Linked DNA regions of Mus musculus: region 1 is linked to region 2. Evidence: chromatin loops called from intact Hi-C (ENCODE). Cell type or tissue: heart. All regions are shown on one strand. Each heading gives the region's core, and the rest is flanking DNA. Links, peaks and the distances in the headings are about the cores only.

Region 1 (11,514 bases), core at 1,513-9,512, 230 kb after region 2:
AGAAGTTCAGTCCGAAGCACTGTTAAGGCTGTGGGTATAGCATAACGTAGAGCCCTGCCTAGAATCCCCCAGTGAGGGGCTGGGGCGTGGCTCAGTGGTAGAGCACCTGCCTAGAATCCCCCAGTGAGGGGCTGGGGCGTGGCTCAGTGGTAGAGCCCCTGTCTAGAATCCTCCAGTGAGGGGCTGGGGCGTGGCTCAGTGGTAGAGCCCCTGCCTAGAATCCCCCAGTGAGGGGCTGGGGGCGTGGCTCAGTGGTAGAGCCCCTGCCTAGAATCCCCCAGTGAGGGGCTGGGGCGTGGCTCAGTGGTAGAGCCCCTGCCTAGAATCCTCCAGTGAGGGGCTGGGGCGTGGCTCAGTGGTAGAGCCCCTGCCTAGAATCCCCCAGTGAGGGGCTGGGGGCGTGGCTCAGTGGTAGAGTCCCTGCCTAGAATCCCCCAGTGAGGGGCTGGGGGCGTGGCTCAGTGGGAGAGCCCCTGCCTAGAATCCCCCAGTGAGGGGCTGGGGCGTGGCTCAGTGGTAGAGCCCCTGCCTAGAATCCCCCAGTGAGGAATTGGGGTGTGGCTCTGTAGAAGCACAGTATTTACTTCATTTGCCTGAGGCCAGGGTTCAAACCCCAGCACCACAAAACAAGCAAAAATAAATAAATAAATAAATAAATAAATAAATAAATAAATCATGACCCCCCACTTTAAAATGATATTATAATATAAAGTAACAAGGGAGCGTTCCCCTGCCAGGTAAACTGTTTGTCAGTTTTCTTCCCTGCAGCTTCTAAGCTGTCCCTCTGAAAGGATGATTATATTACGTACAGTTGGGTAATTGGCCCGTCTGGTGCTTGGTATGGTGCATTCTACTGAGCTGTGTGGATGTTTATCAAATCAATGAGGGATGTTTTGTCGTTACAGTTTTTCAATCAAGGAAAGGGGAGGTGTCTCTTCAGGGGGGTCTTTCAGAATGCCTGGAGCGGGAGTTGGTATTGACTGGAAACTTAACATAAACTGTGAAAACATCGGTCTGTATTGGCTGAGTTGGAAAGGAATACAGGGCATCTCCTAGCTTAAGGAAATCTGCTAGGCCGCGAGGGCTAGGGAATGTGTTCCCTACAGGGAATTTGGAACCAGGAACCGGGAGGTGGTGGAAGGTCAAAGATGGACAAGCCGGAGGAAAGGCTTTCCGACAGCGGGCAGTGTTGACGTAGGAAAGCTGGCGGGCTCAGAAGGCAGTAGGGAGAGATAACTGGATAAGTGTGGCTGGGCATCACAGTGGCCAAGGCTGATGTCTGGGTGGCTGAAGAACAGCAGGAGTGTTTGGCTCAGATCATTGAAAAGGTCTGCTTGGAGTATTGGGCCCAGCTCCAGGGACATCTCCTCAATGTCTTTCTGGAGCAAACAGAATATCCCCTGCGTCTCCCTGGCCTCGTTTGAATCCATACCTAAGCCTTGGAGAACTGCCTCTCACTCCTGAGACCTGAGCTTGGGGCAAGGCGGGTCCCCAGATAGAAGAGTGGAGCCCTGTTGTTTTAAAAAGGGGCAGTGGTGTAGGGTCAGCAGATAGACCAGAGCTATGGAGCTCTGGACTCGGTAGTCCTGCCTGCTGATTCCTGGCCTGGATGTGCAGTAACCTGGAATTTCAATAAAAGGTCGCACTGCGAGACTCTGAACGCTTCTCCAAGGTTTGTTCAGTGACCCAGTCAAGAATGCCGCTTCACTGGCTCCGCCCCTCCATGGGGCCTCACTGGCTCCGCCCCTCCATTGCCTCTATTTTTTAAAAATTTCCTCCCTTGACCAAACTTAGTTTTTTTGGATTTTTTTTATCCTATGTGTACCTGTGTGTATTTATGTGAACAAATGCCATGTCAGGGTGGGTGTCTGTAGAGGCTAGGGGACCTGAAGCTGAAGTTCCAGGCAGCTGTGAGGCGCCTGCTGAGCTGGCGCAGAGCTTCGTCTAGCCGGGCAGTGGTGGCACACTTGGGAGGCAGAGGCAGGCGGATTTCTGAACCGTCTCGAAAAAGAAAACAAACAAACAAACAAAAGCCTGACTCTACATGGCACAAGCTAACCCTGAACTCCTTTTTAGCTCACACTGGCCTTGAACCTTTACTCCTTCCTCGACCCCCAGAAGCTCCACGGCTCCCACCTCCTGCTCCGCTCTGTGCTCTGAACCCTTCCTAGCACACTGACTGGAACCATCACTTCCATGAAGTCCCCGGTGCGCCATGCCTACCCATGGCCGGCAGTCCTTGAGTATGGTGTGCGCTAGCAGGGAAACAGACCGTAAACAAACACAAACCAGCCAACAAGTGGTTCAGAGGAAGGGTGATTCACAAAACGAAACAAGGCCTCGTGGGAAAGGGAGGGGTTGGTCTAATGGGTGGTTAGGAAAGATTTCACTGAGAAGATGGCCTTTGAGAACCTAGGGCTGAGTGAGTCAGTTTTGAAAGAAAAGGGGGTGGGGGTGGGCGTGGGGGGGGGTGTCGGGGAAACAGCCAGGTACAGGCAGAGAGGGAAAGCAGGCTGGCTTGAGCAAGGCTCAGAGGGAAGCGATATGATTGGCTGGAGTGGGGTGGACAAGGAGGCTAGGCACATCTTGTGATCCCAGCACTTGGGGGGTGGGGACAGGAGGATGAGGACTCAAGCCCTGCCTTAGCTATGTGAGACAGTGTCTCAATCAACCAACGAACCCACCACGGGCTGGGGACATAGCTTGGTGTATAAAGTATGCTGACAAAGCATGGTGAAGACTCAGGTAGATCCCTAGCATCCTTGTAAAAATTGTGGGCTCAACAGTTCTTTCTTACCTGCGATCCTAGCTCTGTGACAACAGGACACTTGGGGCTTGCTGGCCCACCAGCCTAGCTGACTTGTTGGCCTTCTGGTTCAATGAGAGACCCTGTCTTAAAACATGAAGTGAAGAGTGACTGCCATCCTGTCCCTACATTCATATATACACATGTATACAGGCATGCGCATGCATGCACGAGTGTACAAAGATAAGTATGTGGGGAGGCAGGCATAAGGGAGAGGATTGAGAGAGAATTTAGTCTATAATTTAGAAATTTTTCTAAAGCCAGGGCTGGTAGCACATACTTATAACTCCAGCACTCAGGAGGCTGAGGCAGAAGGACTGCCCTGAGTTTGAGTTCATCTGGGCTACAGTGTGAGACCCTAACTCAAAAGACCAAAGCACAATTGTTTTAGCTGGAGGCATGGCCACTTGGTAAGGGTGCTTACAGGAGTTCCTGGGTTCCATCTACAGCACTGCATAAACCTCTGGTGCTGGCATATGCCTGTAATCCCAGAACTCACAAGGTAGAGGCAGGAGGCAGTGTTCAAAAGGATCAGAGGGTTCAAGACCACCCTTGGCTACACGGCCGGATGGGGTAGCCTGAAATCCACAACTAGGGTTTGTCACATGCGGGGCAGGCAGGCCGGCAATTAAACCAGGTGCCAAGTCTCCTGAGAGGCGTTCAACAGGGGAGTGGCGTGATTTGATTGACCCCTTATGGCTCCTTGTGTTGGCTGATGGGAAGAGGGGCTATAGATCTGGATGTAGAATCGAGAGCCATTGGAAGTGGGCACACAGGTGGGAGGGGAGGCTGGCTTGCACAGGAAGGGTGTGGTGTAGGAACATGGATTGCATTGGCCAAGAACTGATTTTGGCTTCTGTACCTGGTTGGTTTTCCAAATTAGAAAAGAAGCAAGTGTTTCATTGGACCTGTTGGGTCTTGAATTTACCACCACCACCACCACCAGGGTCTCACCATGAAGCCCTGGCTGACCTCTAACTCAATGAGATCCATAAGCCCCCTCCCTGAGTGCTGGGATTAAAGGTGTGTACCTCCATAGCTAGCCTGAGGAGTCTCTTAATTACTCAAGTTGGGGCCGTCACGCAGGCAGGCCGGTATCTCTGGCTAACACTCCACAGAGCCTGGGTGGGAACTGGACCTTGTTCCTGGTTAAGAGGACAGATTTGAAAGGCAGATGAGGTTCGCACCGTTAACAGCTCACGATGGGGTAGGATGCGTGAGGGGACAGTGGCGGCTTGCGCCTGTGTGTAAGTAATGCGTTCAGATTTCTAAAGCGCTCTCTGAATAATGACATCACTCCGGCCCCAGTGAAACCCGGGGAAGAATTACCCAGTTTTCTCTCATTTCCCAGATAAGAAAGCTGGCACCCAGAGGCAAGAATGATTCAATAATCGTGACTCCAAAGTCAGGCTATTTAACATACTTGTCACCACAAATATTTATCATCTCTGTATGGTAGAAACATTTAAGGTCTCTGGGGGGAGGGGGCAAGCGGGTTCTGAGGTGCAGCTTGCCTGGCATGCCTGAGGTCCTGGGTTCAATCCCTAGCACTGACAATAATAATAATTATAATAGTTGTTGTGGTGGTTTTCAGACAGAGTCTCTTGTAACCCATTCTGGGCTGGAAGTCTCTATGCAGCCCGAGCTGACCTTGAACGCCTCAACTTCCTGCCTCTGCCTCTGAGGTGCTGAGACTGCAGGCATACCCCACATACCACACCCCGCTCTTTTTAGCTGTTTGGAAATATGCAATATGTCATTAACTACAGCTACTTCCCTGCTGTGCCAGAACAACAGAACTTTTCCTTCCTATCTAACCGAAACTGTACCCACTGACAGTGTCACCCTGCTGCCCATCCCCCACGCGCAGAACGCAGTGACAGCTCCTGTTCTCTCCTTTCCCACAGTTCGACTCTTCCCCCCCCCCCCCCCACCGCTCTCCGGCCTATTCTTGAGTCAAGGGTGTATCCAGACCTGGTCACCATCTGCCAACACCCTCCAGTCATGGTGGTGGGGCTTTTCAGGGGCGGGAGGCATGGTGGGGTGAGGGCCTCCTCTCTGTGCACTGGGGTGAGGCGCAGCACCTGGGCCATTGTCGCAGCTGGCCAGCTCCGGGGCTCTGACCTCTTCCCATTCACTCACATAGCTTTCTACCCCACCCCCACCTTCACCCCCAGTGGGGACTGAGGCCCAATGAGAAAGTGATCGCTTACACTGCCATGCCTTCACCCGTGTAGCGCATTAGCTGTGTGTCTGTCTCTCTGTCCCCGTCTGTCTTTTTTTTTTAAAGATTTATTTATTTATTATATGTAAGTACACTGTAGCTGTCTTCAGACACTCCAGAAGAGGGCGTCAGATCTCATTACAGATGGTTTTGAGCCACCATGTGGTTGTTGGGAATTGAACTCAGGACCTTTGGAAGAGCAGTCAGTGCTCTTACCCACTGAGCCATCTCACCAGTCCTTTTTTGTTTGTTTGTTTGTTTTGTTTTGTTTTGCCTTTTTCAAGACAGGGTTTCTCTGTGTAGCCCTGGAACTCACTCTGTAGACCAGGCTGGCCTCGAACTCAGAAATCTGCCTGCCTCTGCCTCCCGAGTGCTGGGATTAAAGGCGTGCGCCACCATGCCCGGCTTCCCAGTCTGTCTTTAGCAAAGCATAGTCAGACTGCCCTGTAACCTGTTGGGTAGTGTATGCACTGGAAGCAAGAACTGGCTCCTTCCCAGGCTGGGTGTGGTGATGGTAATGCCCACCTATAATCCCAGCATTGAGAAGGCAGAGGCAGGAAAGATTATAACAAGTTTGAGGCCAGCCTGGGCTATATAGTGTGTTCCCAGCCAGCCTGGGCTACATAATAAACTGAATCGTAGAAAAGAGCTGGTCTCTTCCCTTCTCAGCTTCAGTAGGGTATGCTAACCCTCCCAGCTGGTTAGAGACAAAAAAATTGATTTATAAAATAGGCTGTCCAGGGTCTCTTCCAGCAGCTGTCAGCTCACTCAACTTCACCATTTGAGGCTTGAGTAGCGCGCCCCCAAGTGGCTAAAGAGAGCCAAGCGGCCTCTGGATTGTAGACCGATGGGGCCTCCTACTGGCCAAGCCCTGTGCCGGGTCTACTCCCTCCACGCTAAAATCTCTAACGATTTTTATTCCTTCACTCAGCAAATTAGGGTAGGGTTGGATATGTGCGGGCACCTTTCTTGGCGAGGATAAAGTAGACGGTTTTGTGTGTCTGTCGTAGCTGAGAGAAAGACAGGAAGCAGTTCCAGAAGAGCAGAGGAGAATGTGATGTGAAGAATGGCTTCGTGACAGGGAAGGGAGATAGGGGAGCAGGTGGCCGCCTGAGGAAGAGCACTGATGGAAACGTGAATGAAGTGGAAGGGGGTGGGTCTTAGCATAAATAGCAAAGGCCTGGGCTGAGTGACAAGCACTGGAGGTTCATTTCTGGCTTGAGTGACAAGGAGGGGCTGTGTGGCCGGACAGGGATCAGAGGGCAGGAAAGTCTCAAGGAGAGGAAAGGCCCGGCCGAGCCAGGCTGCAGCCAAGTGCTTGGATGCTATCCCACATGGGGACAAAAGACAGTGCAGGCCAGATGGTTTAAAGTTCACAGTAGGACTGGTGAGATGGCTCAGTGGTTAAGAGCACTGACTGCTCTTCCGAAGGTCCGAAGTTCAAATCCCAGCAACCACATGGTGGCTCACAACCATCCGTAATGAGATCTGACGCCCTCTTCTGGAGTGTCTGAAGACAGCTACAGTGTACTTATGTATAATAATAAATCTTTGGGCGAGCGCGTATTGCCAGGCAATGGTGGCACACTTCTTTAATCCTAGCACTTGGGAGGCAGAGACAGGGATTTCTGAGTTTGAGGTTAGCCTGGTTTGCAGAGTGAGTTCTAGGATGGTCGGGACTGCACAGAGAAACCTTGTCTTTAAAGATGGCTCAGCAGTTAAGAGCACTGGCTGCTCTTCCAGAGGTCCTGAGTTCAATTCCCAGCACCCACATAGTGGCTCATAACCATCTATTATAGAATCCGATACCCCTTTCTGGTGTGTCTGAAGACAATGACAGTGTACTTGTCTTAAATAAATAAATCTTGAAAGAAAGAGAGAGGAAGAGAGAGAGAGAGCAAACAAGCAAAAACATTTTTTTCATCATGATGCTTTTTTGCATCTTACCAAAACCTTTTGTGGAAACTAAAAAAAAAAAAAATTTAAAGTTTGCATCAAGTCACATGCATCCAAAAGGACATGAAAATGAGTGGACTGGATCTGTGGGAGTTGGGGGCGGGCAGGAGAGGGTAACAAGGCAAATATGGCTGAAATACATAGGTGCAGTATGGAAATATCAGAAGCCCAGTGTCATATATAATTAATATATACTAATAACAGTTGGGCCATGGGGTGGCTCAGCACATAAAGATGCTCCCTGCCGAGGCGCGAGGTCACATCCCAGCACTCAGGTGACAACCCACAAGCACCCGTGACTCTGCCTATGAGGAGTCTGACTCCTTCTTCAGGCCTCCATGTGTACACACTTACAGCCACACACATACATATGCATGTGCACACACCCAACCCACACCCAGACATCTGCAGCAGGAGGATGGCAGGTCATGGTCAGCCTCAGCTACACGGGGAATCTCGAGCCAGCTCGAGATTCATGTAGTCAGCTACATGAGACACTGACTCAGGAGAAAAAGAACCTCAGAAGTCTGTTGCTATCAGACCCTCTCTGGGTGCCTGGGAGTAGATGTGCTGTGACTTGGACCAGGATGGTGACAGTGGAAAGGGGAAGAAAAAGCAATGGGGGGGGGGGGGTGGATGGGCTGCACGGGAAGGGGAGAGGAAGGCAGGGATCAAAGTTGGCTCCCAAGTCCCAGTCTGTGTAGCCAGACTGGGGTATGGCTACAGTTGTTTATTTTGTTTTACTAAGACATGCCTCTGCCTGCTAGAGGCTCAGCCTAGCAGAGGAAGGATAGGCATTAGCAAGTGCACCGCCCTGTAAGGAGGGCGGTAGAGACAGGACGGGTGACCCTTTGTGGGCCCTGAAGGGTGCACCACTTGGAGAGCCTTTGGAAGAAAGACATCAGCCGGGTGGTACTTACCTGGGATGCTAGCACTTGGGAGGAGGAGGCAAGGAAGACCAATGGGCTCGAAAGGCTATCCTGCCTAAGGCAATGAGTATCAAGCCAGGCAGAGCTACTGGGAGGGGAGGGGAGGGGTAGGGAGGGAAGGAGATAGGAAGGGAAGGAGGACGGAGAGGGAGGGAGGAGAGGAAGGGAAAGAGACAGAGAATGGTAGAGAAAATGAGAGAGGCAGAGAGAGAGAGTGTGTGTGTGTAGGGAATATGAACTATAGAATTGAGTTCTGAACCTTAGATGGCGCCACTATCATGGACATTTAAGTTTCGCTGCTTCTCAGCTGATCCACAGCTGGAGGGACAGGGGCGTGGGGAGTTTTATAGGGCTTAGGGTATCTGGGGAACAGTAGAGTAGATTCAGTCCCGAAGGATGTGGTATCCTTTGTCAAATTATGAACAGCATGCCAAACACAAGCACACAGATCAGGTTCCCAATAACAGTGCACTCCCATGCTGGTGGCACACAGATCAGGTTCCCAATAACAGTGCACTCCCATGCTGGTGGCACTCGGAAGCCTTCAGAGATCGGGACATGCAAATAGAAATGCAAGCAGGATCCCACAGGAGGTCATGACCACATGGGGAAGTTTGCGTTATTGCTGATTCCAGGGACTCGGGTTATTTCTCTGATCCAGAGCTGGTGTGCACTTGAGCTGGAGCAGAGGCCCTTCGTGGGAAGGACGGCACACGTGCACACATCTGGTGGCTTCACACCCAGGAATGGAACTGTTGGGTGATAAGGAAGGCAGGTGCATGCCCAGCTTGAATTAGTTTGCTCGCGCTGCTGTAACAAAGAGCCACCGTCTGGTGACTTAAACCGCAGACCGTTCTGGAAGCCGGGAGTGTGGCAGGAGGTGTGGGCACGGCCTCCAGTCCTCTCCTGTTGGCTTGTAGACACCTTCTTTCCTGAGCCTGTTTACATCATCTCTGCTCTATTTGTATCTATATCAAAATTTGTTCCCCTTTAAAACAAACATTTGCCTTCCATGTGTGTAGTGGGTTGTGGGTCTGTGTTCTGCACTGCCCTGGTGGTTGGGGTATGGAAGAGTCGCTGGGGAAAGCACAAGACATGGTTCAGGGGGTGGGAGAACGTGGTCTAAGATGTGGCAGACCAAAGCTGGGGTCCCCTGACTTCCGGCCATTGTGGTGTCACACATCGTAGTCAGGAATGAAGGATTGGGGGTCCACAGGCCACAGGTCGGAGATGAGGCCTGGAATGCTGGGGACCCTCTGGCTGAAGACAAGGATGACAAGTGGGGAACTTCATCAGTGAAAGTCCTTAGCTTAGCGACTGTTGTTTGGAAGCTCAGAGAGGCCTTCTACAGGAGACTTAGGCCGTGGCTCTGTAGATGAAGGCCTTCTCCATGCTCCCCAGGATAGTTAGTTCTCCATGAAAGAGACAGTCCACATTTATCCATACTGGAGGAGTGTCTAGAGAGGAAAACCCTCAGGGCCTCTAGGTATCTCATTAGCATGGAGAACTCTGATGTGGGGAGTGTGGCCAGGAGTCAGATAGGGGACAGGGAGGCACTTACCGTCTCAGGTGGGTACCTAGATACCAGGGTCTCAGACCCACTCTATCCTACCAACTTTCCTGGCATGGTCCACTGTCCCACGGTGGGCACCATTGTGCCAAGGCATATGTGTGGAGGTCAGAGATGGTCTAGGGGGTCAGACTCAGATTGTCAGGATAGGCAGCAAGCCCTTTTACCCACTGAGCCATTGTGCCAGCACACCTAGGCAGCTAAATCACCGGCCTCATGAACATTAGGCAAGTTCTCTACTATGCTACGCCCCCAGCCCCTCACTGGTGGATTCTAGGCACATATTCTACCACTGAGCTAACACTTGCAGCCCTTTTCTTTCTCTTTCTTTCTTTTTTTCTTTCTTTCTTTCTTTCTTTCTTTCTTTCTTTCTTTCTTTCTTTCTTTGATTTTATTAATTTATCATATGTAAGTACACTGTAGCTGTCTTCAGACACTCCAGAAGAGGGTGCCAGATCTCGTTACAGATGGTTGTGAGCCACCATGTGGTTGTCGGGAATTGAACTCAGGACCTCTGGAAGAGCAGTCAGTGCTCTTAACCGCTGAGCCATCTCTCCAGCTCCGCCTTTCCTTTTTTCTTTTTTTAAAGGTTTATTTATTATTATATCTAAGTACACTGTAGCTGTCTTCAGATGCACCAGAAGAGGACATCAGATCTCATCACGGATGGCTGTGAGCCACCATGTGGTTGCTGGGATTTGAACTCAGGACCTCTGGAAGAGCAGTCGGTGCTCTTAACCACTGAGCCATCTCTCCAGCCCGCCTTTTCTTTTTTTAAAGATTGATTGATTAGTTGATTGATTGATTGATTGATTGATTGATTTTAGCTGGGTGGTGGTGGTACCCACCTTTAGTCTCAGCATTCTGGAGGCAGAGGGAGGTGAGTCTCTGAGTTCAAATCTAGTGTGGTGTTCAACACAAGTTCTAGGATAGCCAAGGCTACAAAAAAGAAACTCTTTCTCTCTCTCTCTCTCTCTCTCTCTCTCTCTCTCTCTCAGACACACACACACACACACCAAATTTAAAATTTTTTAAAATTATGTATACATGTGTGCCTGGGGGTGCCACACTGTGTGAGTCACCTTGGAAGCCAGGAGAGCGTGTTAGCTTCTCCAGACCTAGAGTTATAAGTGGTTGTGAGCTGCCAGATAGCTTTTAAAGTAGTGATTTTTTAAACATTTATTTATTTATTTAACATATATGAGTATCCTGTTGCTCTCTTTAGACACACCAGAAGAGGGCATCAGATCCTGTTACAGATGGTTGTGAGCCACCATGTGGTTACTGGGAATTGAACTCATGACCTCAGTCAGTGCTCTTAACCTCTGAACCATCTCTCCAGCCCCCAAATTAAACTTTTGACTACTGTCATGCAGCACCGATCCTGGCCTGAATTTTTCCCTTATAATGACACTATCATCCACAGTGCATTAGGACATACTTTCTTTCTTTTTTTTTTTAAGATCTATTTATCTTATTCATATGAATACACAATCCCATTACAGATGGTTGTGAGCCACCATGTGGTTGCTGGGATTTGAACTCAGGACCTCTGGAAGAGCAGTCGGTACTCTTAACCCCTGAGCCATCTCTCCAGCTCTAGAACGTATCCTCATGGCCTTGTTTTAAGTTGATCATCTGCAAAAACCCTATCTCCACATCAGTTCACATTCTGAACTCTCCTCCACAGAAATTAGTGCTGCAGCTTTTCTCCGAGTGGCTGTACCAACACACACCTGCTATTTGCTAGAGCGCAACAGAGATAATTCCAGACATCATAGCCCACGCCTTGGGAGCAGTTTAAAGAGAGAAAAGACTTAGTCTGGTTTACATTTTAAAACAAGTCTATTTGTTCTGTGGGAATGTAAGACAGGGCAAACATTTCAGCAGGAAGGGAAAGACAAAGAATGAACCCTCCTGGGGCAGCTGGGAGGACAGGACCTTCAGGTGCCCCGTGGTCGTTGTGCTGTTCCAAGCCTAGTGGACCACAGCTTGCTGTACCAACCAGGCTACAAGTCTCCTGGCTTCA
Region 2 (11,514 bases), core at 1,102-9,101:
TGTTGCCTCTCCCCGGCAATGGGAAGAGGCGATCAGAGCCAGGGCGCTGCAGACGCCGTGTCTCCTTCTCCTGCTGAGCCACCCAGCGTCCCACCTCCTCCTGCAGTGCAGTGAGCAACATAGAAGACCTCGGAACTCTCTACTTTCCTTCTTTGGTCTCCCAATCCCTCCAAGAACCCCAGTTCCTCCCAGGAGGAAGAGGGCCTCAAGGGTTCCTAGACTTTGGGAAGCTGCCTCCCCTCCCCATGACCCCTCTCCTCAGGGAAATCGCACTTGTCACTCAAACCTTTTTCACCCTACCCACAATTCCTCCCACGTCTGCTCATAGCTGAAACCCCACAGCCCCTTCTTCCTTTAAGGATAGGCCCCATGTCTGAATGCTCCCCACTGTCCCCCAGAACCCTGAAGTCACCACAGATGCCCTGAATTACACTCACTCCCATATTTACCAAAAATCACCCCAGAATGTTCTAGAATCCCTCACCATGTTCTCAGTGTCAGGGCCTCTGGCCATCCGGGCCAGGACATGGAGACGCTGGGCCCGAGCCCACACAGCCACATCTTCAGCCCCAGGGCCGCCTGGTCCTCCTGGCAGCAGGGGGTGGATGAAGCCTCGGTAGACTAGGGACACATCTGTCTCCGGGCTGGGTGTCAAGGTGATAGTTGTACTTCGGACAATGGAGACCTGTACCACCCAGAGGTGGGATGTATGTTAAGTCCCTCTCTGCTTGTGGATGGACTGTCCCTAAGTACACACCCCTCAGGTCACGTCAGAACCACAAGAGACAAGACGGCCAAACCACCTTCACCGACTGAGACGTTGAGATGGGACTGAATTAAGTCAACTTGCCCATCTTCCCTCTAGGGACCAAATTCAGAGAATATAAACAGGTTCTACCTTGGGCCCAACCCAACCTCATCTTCAGGTAAAACTCAAAGGACCGAGGGGCCAGCAAGATGCCTCAGGGGCAAAGGAGCTTGCCACGTGGGCCTGGAGACCTGAGTGCAGACCCAGAGCCTCCACAACCAGAAGAAGTCAGTCAGTTCCACAGTGCTGTCCTCTGACCTACACGTACACACACAGTAATAATACATGTAAATGCTTCAAAACTAGCCAGGTATGGTAGCACACTCCCTTAACACTGGCATGTGAGAAGGAGGCAGTTAGCTGTGAGTTCGAGGCCAGCCTGGTCTATCTATAAGAGGAGTTCCAGGACAGGTAGGACTACAAAAAAAAAAAAAAAAAGCAACCAACAACGTCTTAATGTCTTTCAAGCTTGAAGACTGGAGCCTTTGGCATCTTTGTCCGCAGCTCCCTTCTTTCCCAGCATGCCCTTCCAAAGCTAGGACCATGATTCCCAATGACCACACAGCACAAGACTGACTTGCTTGCCAGAGTGTGACTCTGGAGTAACAAACAGACCAGCCTGAGGATTCCTCACTGGACACTATTTGTGTAACTTACGGGACCGAGATTTGCTGACCCTTGGGAGACCCTGTTTCAAAATAAGAACCTAACACTTGGGAAGTTTATGCAAGGGTTGAGGCCAGCCTGGGCTACACTGCCAAACCTTATCTCCAAAAATAAGTATCTAAATAAATGCGCAGCAGTATAACATTTAAGCGTAAATGAAGTGTTATATAACTGTTCAAAATAAGAAGGGCAGGATGGTACAGGCGCAGAGGCTTGTAACTCAGGAGATAGAAAAAGACACGTCAGCCGGGCGTGGTGGCACACGCCTTTAATCCCAGCACTTGGGAGGCAGAGGCAGGTGGATTTCTGAGTTCGAGGCCAGCCTGGTCTACAGAGTGAGTTCCAGGACAGCCAGGGCTACACAGAGAAACCCTGTCTCGAAAAAGAAAGAAAGAAAGAAAGAAAGAAAGAAAGAAAGAAAGAAAGAAAGAAAGAAAGAAAGAAAGAAAGAAAGGAAGGAAGGAAGGAAGGAAGGAAGGAAGGAAAAGGAAAGGAAAGGAAAGGAAAGGAAAGGAAAGGAAAGGAAAGGAAAGGAAAGGAAAGGAAAGGAAAGGAAAGAAAAGAAAAGAAAAGAAAAGAAAAGAAAAGAAAAGAAAAGAAAAGAGGCACATCAGGAATTTAGGGCCAGTCTCGGCTGCATAGCAAGTTCGAGGCCTGCCTCGACTCTGAGAAAATTTGTTTCAGAGAGACAAGAGGGGCACAGTATCAGTTACCCAGGAGGCAGACAAGAGAGGATCACTTGAGCCTAGGCTATCAGCACCAGTCTCAAAAACAATACCAGCAAAAGCGCTTCCTACATTCTGTCACCCAGAAGCATGCTTGGATATATGGAGAAAGAGTAGACTAGGCATGGTACACATGCCGTCAATACCAGTACTGAAGGGGCCAGGGGGAGGAGGAGGCAGGAGGGTTGCCAAGTTTACTGTGCCCATGAACTTGACTGTCCACCTGACAAGATACGTATGAGCAGGTATGTGAGGGAATCACTCGACTGAGTGAGCCGAGGTGGAAATGTGAGTGGTACCAGCATAAAGCCAGGAAAGCAAGCTGAGCACCAGGATTCACCTCTCTGCTTCCTGGCTGCCTTACACTCCAGCCGCCATGCCTTCTCCACCGTGGTGCAATGAAGCTCTTTGGACTTTTTGTTTTGTTTCTGAGACGGAGTCTCACTCTGGTACAGGGTAACTTGGATTTCAAGAGTCTCCTCTCCTGCCCTAGCGTCCCGAGCGCTGGGATCACAGAGGTGTTCTACCACATCCAGCTTGAAGTCTATTTCCAAATGCACAGCACGAAGAAGCCCTGAAGACACTGTACTAAGTCAAAGAAGCTGGACATCGTAGGCAGATGTCCTGACGCCATCAAATGCCCACAGCTGCAAAATCCGTGGCCAAGTTCAGGGAAGAGGAAGATGGGGGCAATTGGTAAATAAATCTAGACTTGATTTAGAAATGGCAAAAATATTGTCCTACTTTGTTTTGTTTTGAGAAAAGGTTTGTCTATATAGCTCTGGGTGTCTTGGAACCCACTGTGTAGACCAGGCTGGCCTCAAACTCACAGAGATCCACCTGCCTCTGACTGCCAAGGGTTGTGATTAAAGGTGTGTGCCACTATGCCCAGCTTGTTCTACAACCTTTTGATTTTATGTGTTATTTCACCAAGATTTTAAAAAAATTCTTTTGTAGGGCCTCATGGCATGGGATTACCATTTTGCCTACACGGGGAGGCCAGGGAGAAAGATAACTGTGAGGTCTGTTTCGAATAGACTGGGTTCTAGACAAGCATGGGCAACCTTAGGAGACCTCTGTCTCAAAGTAAGTAAAAGAACCCTGTTAGAAAACTCAGCAGTTGAGCGTGCCTGAAGACTCCCAGTGAGGGCTAGGGTGCGGCTCGGCTTCGGGGCAGGGAGAACAAACATGCACAAAAGCCCCGGGTTCCATCCCAGTACTGTCCCCAAGAAAGACTCATTTGAAAAGAAGCAACCCTAGGTCTCTAAGTGTCCACTCCATCCCCAGGTCCATCTGGCCCCCACCTTGTCAGGCTGAGAGGCGTTGGGTGGCTGCTGGAAGGTGAGCAGGTGCAGGCCAGGGAGGAAGCTCTGGGTGACACAAGCCTCCAGGGAAGTGACGAAGACGGGTGCTGGCCCCCACCAGCCCACGGTGCCTGAGATCTGCTCCCCTCGGCAGCGGGCCTGCTCTGAGAGGACAGGGGTATGGGAGACTGGAGGGTCAGTATGAGGTATTCTGAGCCCCTCCCCCATGGCTGCTCGACACTCACCAGGCCGAGGAAGGCAGCTCTCATTGTGCACACACCAACCTAGGGCGCCAGGTCCCCGGGGAGGAGCTGTGGGGCTGCTGAAGGCCAGGCATGCTTGGCAGTCACTTAGCAGGCGGCCTAGGCCCAGGCAGCTGGCCGCTGGACACTGTAAGGAAGAGACAATATACACTGTCCTCTGAGCCTCAGGAGATCCAACAAGAGCTGTGGCTACACGGTCTGGGGAGAGGCAGCCTAGTGGCCATCAGGAAACAGCAGGGTTGGTCTACAGGAACTCAAGAACAAGGGTTCGGGGATGCAGGGACAGGGTCCTAAACTCGGGTGCTAGGAGAGGTACAGGCTCTGGGTTGGGGACAGTCAGGAGGCAGGAATGAGGATCTTGGGTAGCTGACCACTTAGGCAGGGGGAGTTAAAGGCAGGTCTCTGTGCTAGTGGATGGATGAATGGCCTGGGGTAGCCACTCACAGCTCCTGAGGGAGTCCCAGGAGGGGGCGCAGCTTGGCAAGCGCCCTGACACCAGCTGCATTCCGGGTCTCGGGAGCAGACACTGTGGTCTGTGTACATGGAACAATAGTCCAGGTGGTACTGCAGAGACACGGAACACAGGAGAGGACACTGCTCTCAAGACCTGGAGTATCTGCCAAGGCTGGCTCCCCATGACTGCTCCAGTTAACCCCACCCCACTCCTCCCTCAGGCCTGGAGAACCTCGTACTCTGCCCACTTCTCTCCAAGCACCCCTCATTTGCAGAGACTGCTGCCTCCACCCACAGTCACTCCCTCCCCATCACCCCAATGCTCACATCTAGGGCAGGTGCCTGAAACACGAAGGGGGGCACCTTGTAGGCCATCAAGTCCCCACGAGGCCGGCCACTATATCCCCCAGCCACCAGCAGGACACTGCCACCAAGAACAGCTGCCACATGTGAGTAACGGCCACTAGGAGGCGCCGCTCGACCTAGAAGACAGTCACAGCATCAGACATTCCCCAGCTCCTGCCCTCCTGGCTCCTGCCCTTGCCCCAGTCTAGCCGGCTTATTGCTGCTTTAGCTCCTACCTAGCCAAGGAAATCCTACTGGCCTGCCTGGCTCTGCGCTTGCGTTATTTTCTCAATTCTCTCAGAGGCCCAGTGCCCCTGCTCAAAATGATCTTTGTGACAGACACAGATTCAAATCATATATCAGTTATGAGCTGCTGTATGGTTTTGGGCAGGAGACTCAACTTTGCCAAGTCTTGGTTTCTTTGCTTTAAACTGAACCATCCCAGAGAGAGGTGGGAGGGGAGGGAGGAAGGGGGCTAAGGAGAGGGGAAAGGAGCGAGAGAGAGGACCTCAATCTATAACCACAGGCTGGTCTCAAATTCAGGCCCTCTGAGAATGTGAAGTGAGTAGATACGATTCAACAGTAGTTGGTGACATCTATAAAAGGTAAGCAATAGGCCAGCGAGCTGGTCCGTCATACAAAAGCACCTGCCACCAAGTCTGACAGCCCAAGGTCAATCCCTGGAATCCACATGGTAGAAGGAGAGAACTGACTCCTGCAGGTTGTTGGGCTCTCCACACTCTCTGGCTTGTACCCATGTGCACAGACACACACTCTCTGGCTTGGGTCCATGTGCACAGACACACACTCTCTGGCTTGGGTCCATGTGCACAGGCACACACACACTCTGGCTTGGGCCCATGTGCACAGGCACACACTCTCTGGCTTGGGTCCATGTGCACAGGCACACACACTCTGGCTTGGGCCCATGTGCACAGACACACACTCTCTGGCTTGGGTCCATGTGCACAGGCACACACACTCTGGCTTGGGCCCCTGTGCACAGGCACACACACACTCTGGCTTGGGCCCATGTGCACAGGCACACACACACTCTGGCTTGTACCCATGTGCACAGGCACACACACACACTCTGGCTTGGGCCCATGTGCACAGGCACACACACACTCTGGCTTGTACCCATGTGCACAGACACACATACTCTGGCTTGTACCCATGTGCACAGGCACACATACTCTGGCTTGTACCCATGTGCACAGACAGCACACACACTGGCTTTGGCCCATGAGCACAGGCACACACACACTCTGGCTTGTACCCATGTGCACAGACACACATACTCTGGCTTGTACCCATGTGCACAGACACACATACTCTGGCTTGTACCCATGTGCACAGACACACATACTCTGGCTTGTACCCATGTGCACAGACACACACACTCTGGCTTGGGCCCATGTGCACAGGCACACACACTCTGGCTTGGGCCTACATGCACAGGCACACACAAAATAAGACAAACAGAAAGTGACAAACAAGTAGGAGGGGCCCAGATGGGAACTGGGGAAAGAAGTAGCCAAGGCTGTCCATACCAAGTACTTAGATCCAACCCAGCCTGGTACTTTCACTAAAAGCAAACCAAGAAACCCCCCTTTCTGGTTATAAAAAGTGAATCATGGCTTCTCTGACTTCCTACTGACCCCTATACTTTGTAAGCACATGGGTCTTAGCCCAAGAAATTGGAAATTTGTACATGTGTATGTACGCATGTATTTTTGCAATGCTAAAGATCTAGTCCAAGGCCTTACACATGCCAGGCAAGTGCCACCAGTGAGCCACGCCCCCAGCCCCTCTCTGGTAGATTATAAGCAAGGGCTTGACCACTAAGCCATGCTCCTGCCCTTTTGTTGGGCTTTGAGACAGAGTCATTGCATATAGTCCTGTCTAGATGCAGACTCTATATCCTGCTTCTGCTTATAGTCTTGGGAACATAGTGTGTATACCATGCCTGTCAAAAAAATTGCAGTCTTTTCTCATTTACTTTACTATTGTATGTGTGTGGTGTATGGTATATGCTGTATACAGCCACGTGTACGCATGCAGAGGCCAAAGGAGGAGACTCTCCATTTCAGATGGTTGTGAGCCACCAGGTGGTTGCTGGGAATTGAACTCAGGACCTCTGGAAGAGCAGCCCGTGCTCTTAACCACAGAGCCATCTCTCCAGCCCTTGGTTCTACCTCTTGTCACTATGCCATGAAGTCACTGCTTCTTAGGGCAGCTGCAAACTGGCAAGCTTCCAACAGAACCAAGGTTCTGGGGCTGCAAAGGTGGCTCTGTTGATAAAGTGCTTACCTCACAGCATTAGGGCTGGAGTTCCATACCTAGCACTGTCAGAGGAATGCCAGGCAATCCCAGCACTGGAGACGTGGGGCCAGGGGAAGCGTTGGGTTCACTGGCCAGCCAGACTAGCCTAGCTGGTGAGAGGCCCTGACTCAGAGAGGGTGGACAGTATTCCTGAGGCTAATACCTGAGGTTGTCCTCTGGCTCCCACATGTGCACGCTGCACACATGCACACACGCACACACACATTCACACACATGTGCATTTAAAAATAAAAAGTAAAACCCATGTTCAGTGCCCTACATCTGCTTGCTGGTCCCCCACCTTGTCCTCACCGAGGCTTGTCTCCAGAGGTCATTCCAACAGGATGCCTGGCCCACCAAGGTAATGACTGAGGCATCTCCTGCTAAAACTCAGAGATCTTCAAAAGCCCTCAGGAAAACAGAGGAGACTCACCCTCAGGGGTTCCTGGCGGGGCAAGCTCAGCCCCTGACACCCACTGGTGGCAGCCAAGGTGGTAGAAGAAGATGCCATCTTCGTAACACTTTTCCTCCTGGTAATGCGTATGCACATTGCCCCCTGGGAAAAGAGGAAAGGGCACCGCTGGCAAGCCTCAGGAGAGGGAGGAGACCCAGGCTGAGTCTCATCTCTGGGTGGGCTCAGGCAAGCCTTGGGGGAGGTAGGGTTGTCCAGGCTCAGTTTCAGCTCAGGGTGGGCTCAGGCCCCTGGAATTCAGACAGGATCTAGGGAAATCACCTCACCATAGACCACCATGTAGTTTCCTAGAACACTGGCAGTGTGGAAGGCTCTCTCCCGTGGACCCTGGAGCCCATCCCGGCCCTTCAGCGTGGTCCACACACGCCGTTCCACGTGGAAGAGCTCAGTGGAATTCACCCGCACAGAAAACCTACAGGGAAGAGACAGGCCAGGGGCCCAGGGCGAGGAGGGCCTTCCTTCTCTCCCCTAGCTTCACCCAGGATTGAGACCGGCCATGACCATGTCTATATCCCATCCTGACTAGACATTCACTGTGGGCAGGAACCAGGTCTGAGCAGGGTCTGGCATCTTGCATAATCTGGCAAGAGCTGGAGGACGGTGGAAGTGTGGGGGAAGTGACTAGTCAGAGCCCCAGTAAGGGATCAGAGAGCGCTAGGCTCCTCGGGTGAGGGAATAGATAAATATTAGACAAAGTGAAGACTTAGATAAACAAATGGTCCATGGCAGAGGTAACCACCTGAAACCAGGAGTCTGTCAATGAGCAAAGACTTCTAGGGCTGCTGTGGCCAAGGAACAGGAGTACAGGACGTGTTACTCACCGGGCAGTGGAAGGCCGGTGTCCACCATGGACCAGCAGAGTACGAGATGGGGCATGGAACACCATAGAGTGCCCAGTGGCAGCAGGGGGCCGCCCACCTGCCGGGATCACCTGCTCCCAATAGCCCCTGCTGGTGTGGTCCAGGCGGAACCGGAAGAGGCCAGAAGAAAAGAGGTCATGCTGAGTGCGGCCACCGGACACATAAAGCCAGATGTCATCCACCAGAGCAGCTGCATGGCCTGCCAGCCCCGGGGGCCCAGAAGAACTGGAAGCAGGTGGTGCCAGGAGCTCCCAGTGGCCTCCACCCAGGGGGCTAAAGGCCCACACATCATTGGTTAGCAAGCCATTGGCCAGCTCACCACCCATCAGCACCAGCAAGCCAGCCCAGGCCACGGCCACATGAGAATGACGGGCAGCCTGTGGGGAAGAGACAAGGAGAAAGATAGTGACACACTGGAAAGGACCAGAGCAGAGAGATACAAAGTCAGAAAAGCAGATATGCAGAGAGGGAATAGAAGACAAGCCTGGGGACGTGTGGACCTGGAGTTCCAGGACTTGAGAAGAAGAGACAGAGGCAGGAGGATCAGGAGTTCAAGGCCAGCCTGGGCCATGTAGTGAACTTGAGATCAGATTAAGCTATGTGAGACCCTGCTTCAAGCAGACAAAAAAAAAAAAAAAAAAGGAGGAAATAAAGAACAAACAGACAGAAAGCCAGGTCTGGTGGTATGTGCCATTCTAATCTCAACACTTGGGAGGCAGGAAGACTGCCATGAGTTCAAGCCAGCCTAGGCTATAGACTAAGATCCATATTAGCCTAAGTCCTAACTCAAAATAAAAGAAAAAAGGAAGGAAGGAAGGAAGGAAGGAAGGAAGGAAGGAAGGATGGACAGACGGACAGACGTGAGACATGAGAATAAAAACAGAGACAGTGACACAGAGAAACACAGTGAGAGAGTGAGGGACAGGAAGACAGAAATGGAAGGGAACAAGAGAAACAACCGGAGGGATGGAGGCCAAGCTATCAGTCAAAGAAAAGAGGAGACATACAAACTGGGTATGGTAGGACATGTCTACAAGACAGCACAGAAGAAGCAGGGAAATCAGGAGCTCAAAGCCACCCTGGGCTGTCTTGAGACCCTGTCTGATAAAAAAAATGGAAGGGAGGGAGGGAGGGAGGGAGGGAGGGAGGGAGGGAGGGAGGGAGTCTGGAGAAGGGGAGGGAAGGAAAGAGAAGAAGGGACAAGAAGAAGGGACAAGTGGGGAGAGAGAAGGACAAGAGAAGGAAAGATGGGAGTGTGGGCAAGAAGAAGAATCTCAGAATGAGCACAGAGACAGGGAGAAGCAGGTGTCCAGATGCACTTATCCAGTCTGGGGGTGTCAGGGTGTTGGGGGTCGTGAGTGGGCAGGACCGCAGCCAGAGCAGAGGAGGGTCCATACCGGAGCAGGCGTCAGGTCCCAGGACTCCCAGGTGTTCGTGGAGAAGTTATACAGGACAAGGTCACCCAGGGCCTTGTTAAGGTCCTGGCCTGCAGATGAGGTGAGCGCTCAAACCCTGGCTGCAGGCTGACACGCCTCCAGACCCTCCAAGCTCACCCTCTCCCCATCTGCTTACCTCCAAAGACAGCCAGCAGCCCTGGTGGGGACAGAAAGGCACCAGCTGCCCCAATTCGGGCAGAGAAGGCAGGGTCCCCGGCACTCACACTGTGCCACCAACCAGCCCCCTGGTTCTCCCACAAGTGCAGGTCACAGGCTCGTCCCAAGAATCCAGGTTCACAGCGGCATGGTCCCAGGGTCTGGGAGGAAGGGGACAAAAGTGCAGAGAGAGAAAAAGGCAGAGATATGGGTCGTAGAACATTCAGAAAGAAACAGAGCCAAGACAGACAGGGTAGAAAAAGAAAGACAGGAAGGGAATGTTCAAGGAAACAGAGAGAAAACAAGGGACAAGCATGAGGACAAGGGAGAGGAACAGGAGACACAAAGGTACAACCCAAGGGAGAAAGAGGTGGGGCAGAGCAGACAGACCCACAGAGAAGGCAAGACAGACAGAAGAGAGGCTCATGTTCCACCTGGGCTGGATGAGCTCCAACTGGGGAGACTGAGGCAAAGGGGATTCCAAACATAATACAGATCCCAAGTTAGGGGTGCAGAGCTGAGGTATTAGGTCAGGGGTGGAAGGACAGAGGTCATGGCAGGGAGCCAGGTGTGGTGACACATGTCAGTAACCCCAGCACTCAGGAGGCCACCATGGTTACAAAATGAGACCCTGTCTCAAAAACCACCGTGGCAGGGACGGCCAAACAGATAGCCAGGCAGGAGTAGGACCTCAGCCTGAAAGAGGACAGGAGCCATTACCCCTAGGGGAAGGTTGGCTAGACATGAGGACAGAGCTATAAGTGAGGTCCCAAAGGGACAGGAGCAGGTGGAGGTGGGGTTGGGATGAAGTCACAGGCATTGGGGTGGGGGACCTGGAAGGGGAGGGGACTGGCTCCCACAGCTGCAGGGAGGGGAGGGTCAGGATGGAACAAGGCCCTGTTTAAGTCAGATGTGGCAGGTATGGTCACAGATCAGGATCCCAGGGACCCTCAGTGGGAGACAGCTCACCGAGGCGCAGGTGCCATGGCTGCCACAGTAGGCTGAGCACTCCTGCAGGCCGCAGTCTGGACCTCCCCAGCCCGGCTCGCAAACGCACACTCCCGGGGACTTGCACTGCCCATGGTTCTGGCAGCCTCCGGGACACAGGGAGAAGCGGAAGGAGGCGTTAAAGCCCAGCAGGTTGTAGTTGGCATCGCTGAAGAGGTGGAGGAGCATCTACAGGACAAGAGGCTGCATCTGGCTGCATCTGGACAGTGCACCACCCCTGGACAACCCACTGCCTTCCTCTGTCTCCTTTTGTTGTTTAGGTGGCATATGCCTTTAATCCCAGCACTTGTGAGGAGAGGCAGGCGGATTTCTGGGTTCAAGGCCAGCCTGGTCTACAAAGTGAGTTCCAGGACAGTCAGGGCTGCACAGAGAAACCCTGTCTTGAAAAACCAAAAAAAAAAAAAAAAAAAAAGAAGAAGCAAGATGCCATGGAGGCTGGAGAGATGGCCCAGCAGTTAAGAGCACTGGCTGCTCTTCCAGAGATATTGAATTCAATTCCCAGCACCCACATGGTAGCTCCTTACCATTTATAATTGGATCTGATGCCATCTTCTGGCACACGGGTGTACATGCAGATAGACCACTCATAAATCTTTTTAAAAAAGATCTCATTTAGCCCAGGCTGGCCTCAAGCCCATCCTCCTGCCTCTACTTCCCCAGTACTGGCATTATGTGTGTACCACCACCCTTGTT

Evidence for each region. Hi-C counts contacts between places; a loop is a spot of excess contacts. Peaks named below come from ENCODE experiments on the same cell type or tissue, not always from the same donor. Only the 100,000 strongest peaks of a DNase experiment are listed, where the experiment ranks them.
Region 1: a loop joins it to region 2, with 2.2 times the contacts of the local background. A loop is called at or near these places in 5 of 42 quality-filtered maps.

The regions. Positions count from the first base shown.
Region 1 is chr7:25,100,330-25,111,843 of GRCm38, reverse strand. All of the region lies in intron 5 of Pou2f2 (POU domain, class 2, transcription factor 2), which reads left to right. Among named protein-coding and RNA genes, the nearest start is that of Mir6537, 8.9 kb to the right of the region's middle. In heart, for the core only: a CTCF peak has its summit at 5,863 (motif pointing left); a DNase peak (open chromatin) is centred at 5,873; H3K4me3 peaks cover 498 bases; H3K27ac peaks cover 1,255 bases.
Region 2 is chr7:25,326,945-25,338,458 of GRCm38, reverse strand. Megf8 (multiple EGF-like-domains 8) reads right to left here. Exons shown (of 41, transcript NM_001160400.1): 3 at 10,783-10,989; 4 at 9,794-9,974; 5 at 9,619-9,707; 6 at 8,183-8,598; 7 at 7,628-7,773; 8 at 7,323-7,445; 9 at 4,547-4,701; 10 at 4,211-4,330; 11 at 3,749-3,893; 12 at 3,504-3,667; 13 at 485-685; 14 at 1-100. Among named protein-coding and RNA genes, the nearest start is that of Megf8, 16 kb to the right of the region's middle. In heart, for the core only: a CTCF peak has its summit at 4,674 (motif pointing right); a DNase peak (open chromatin) is centred at 4,678.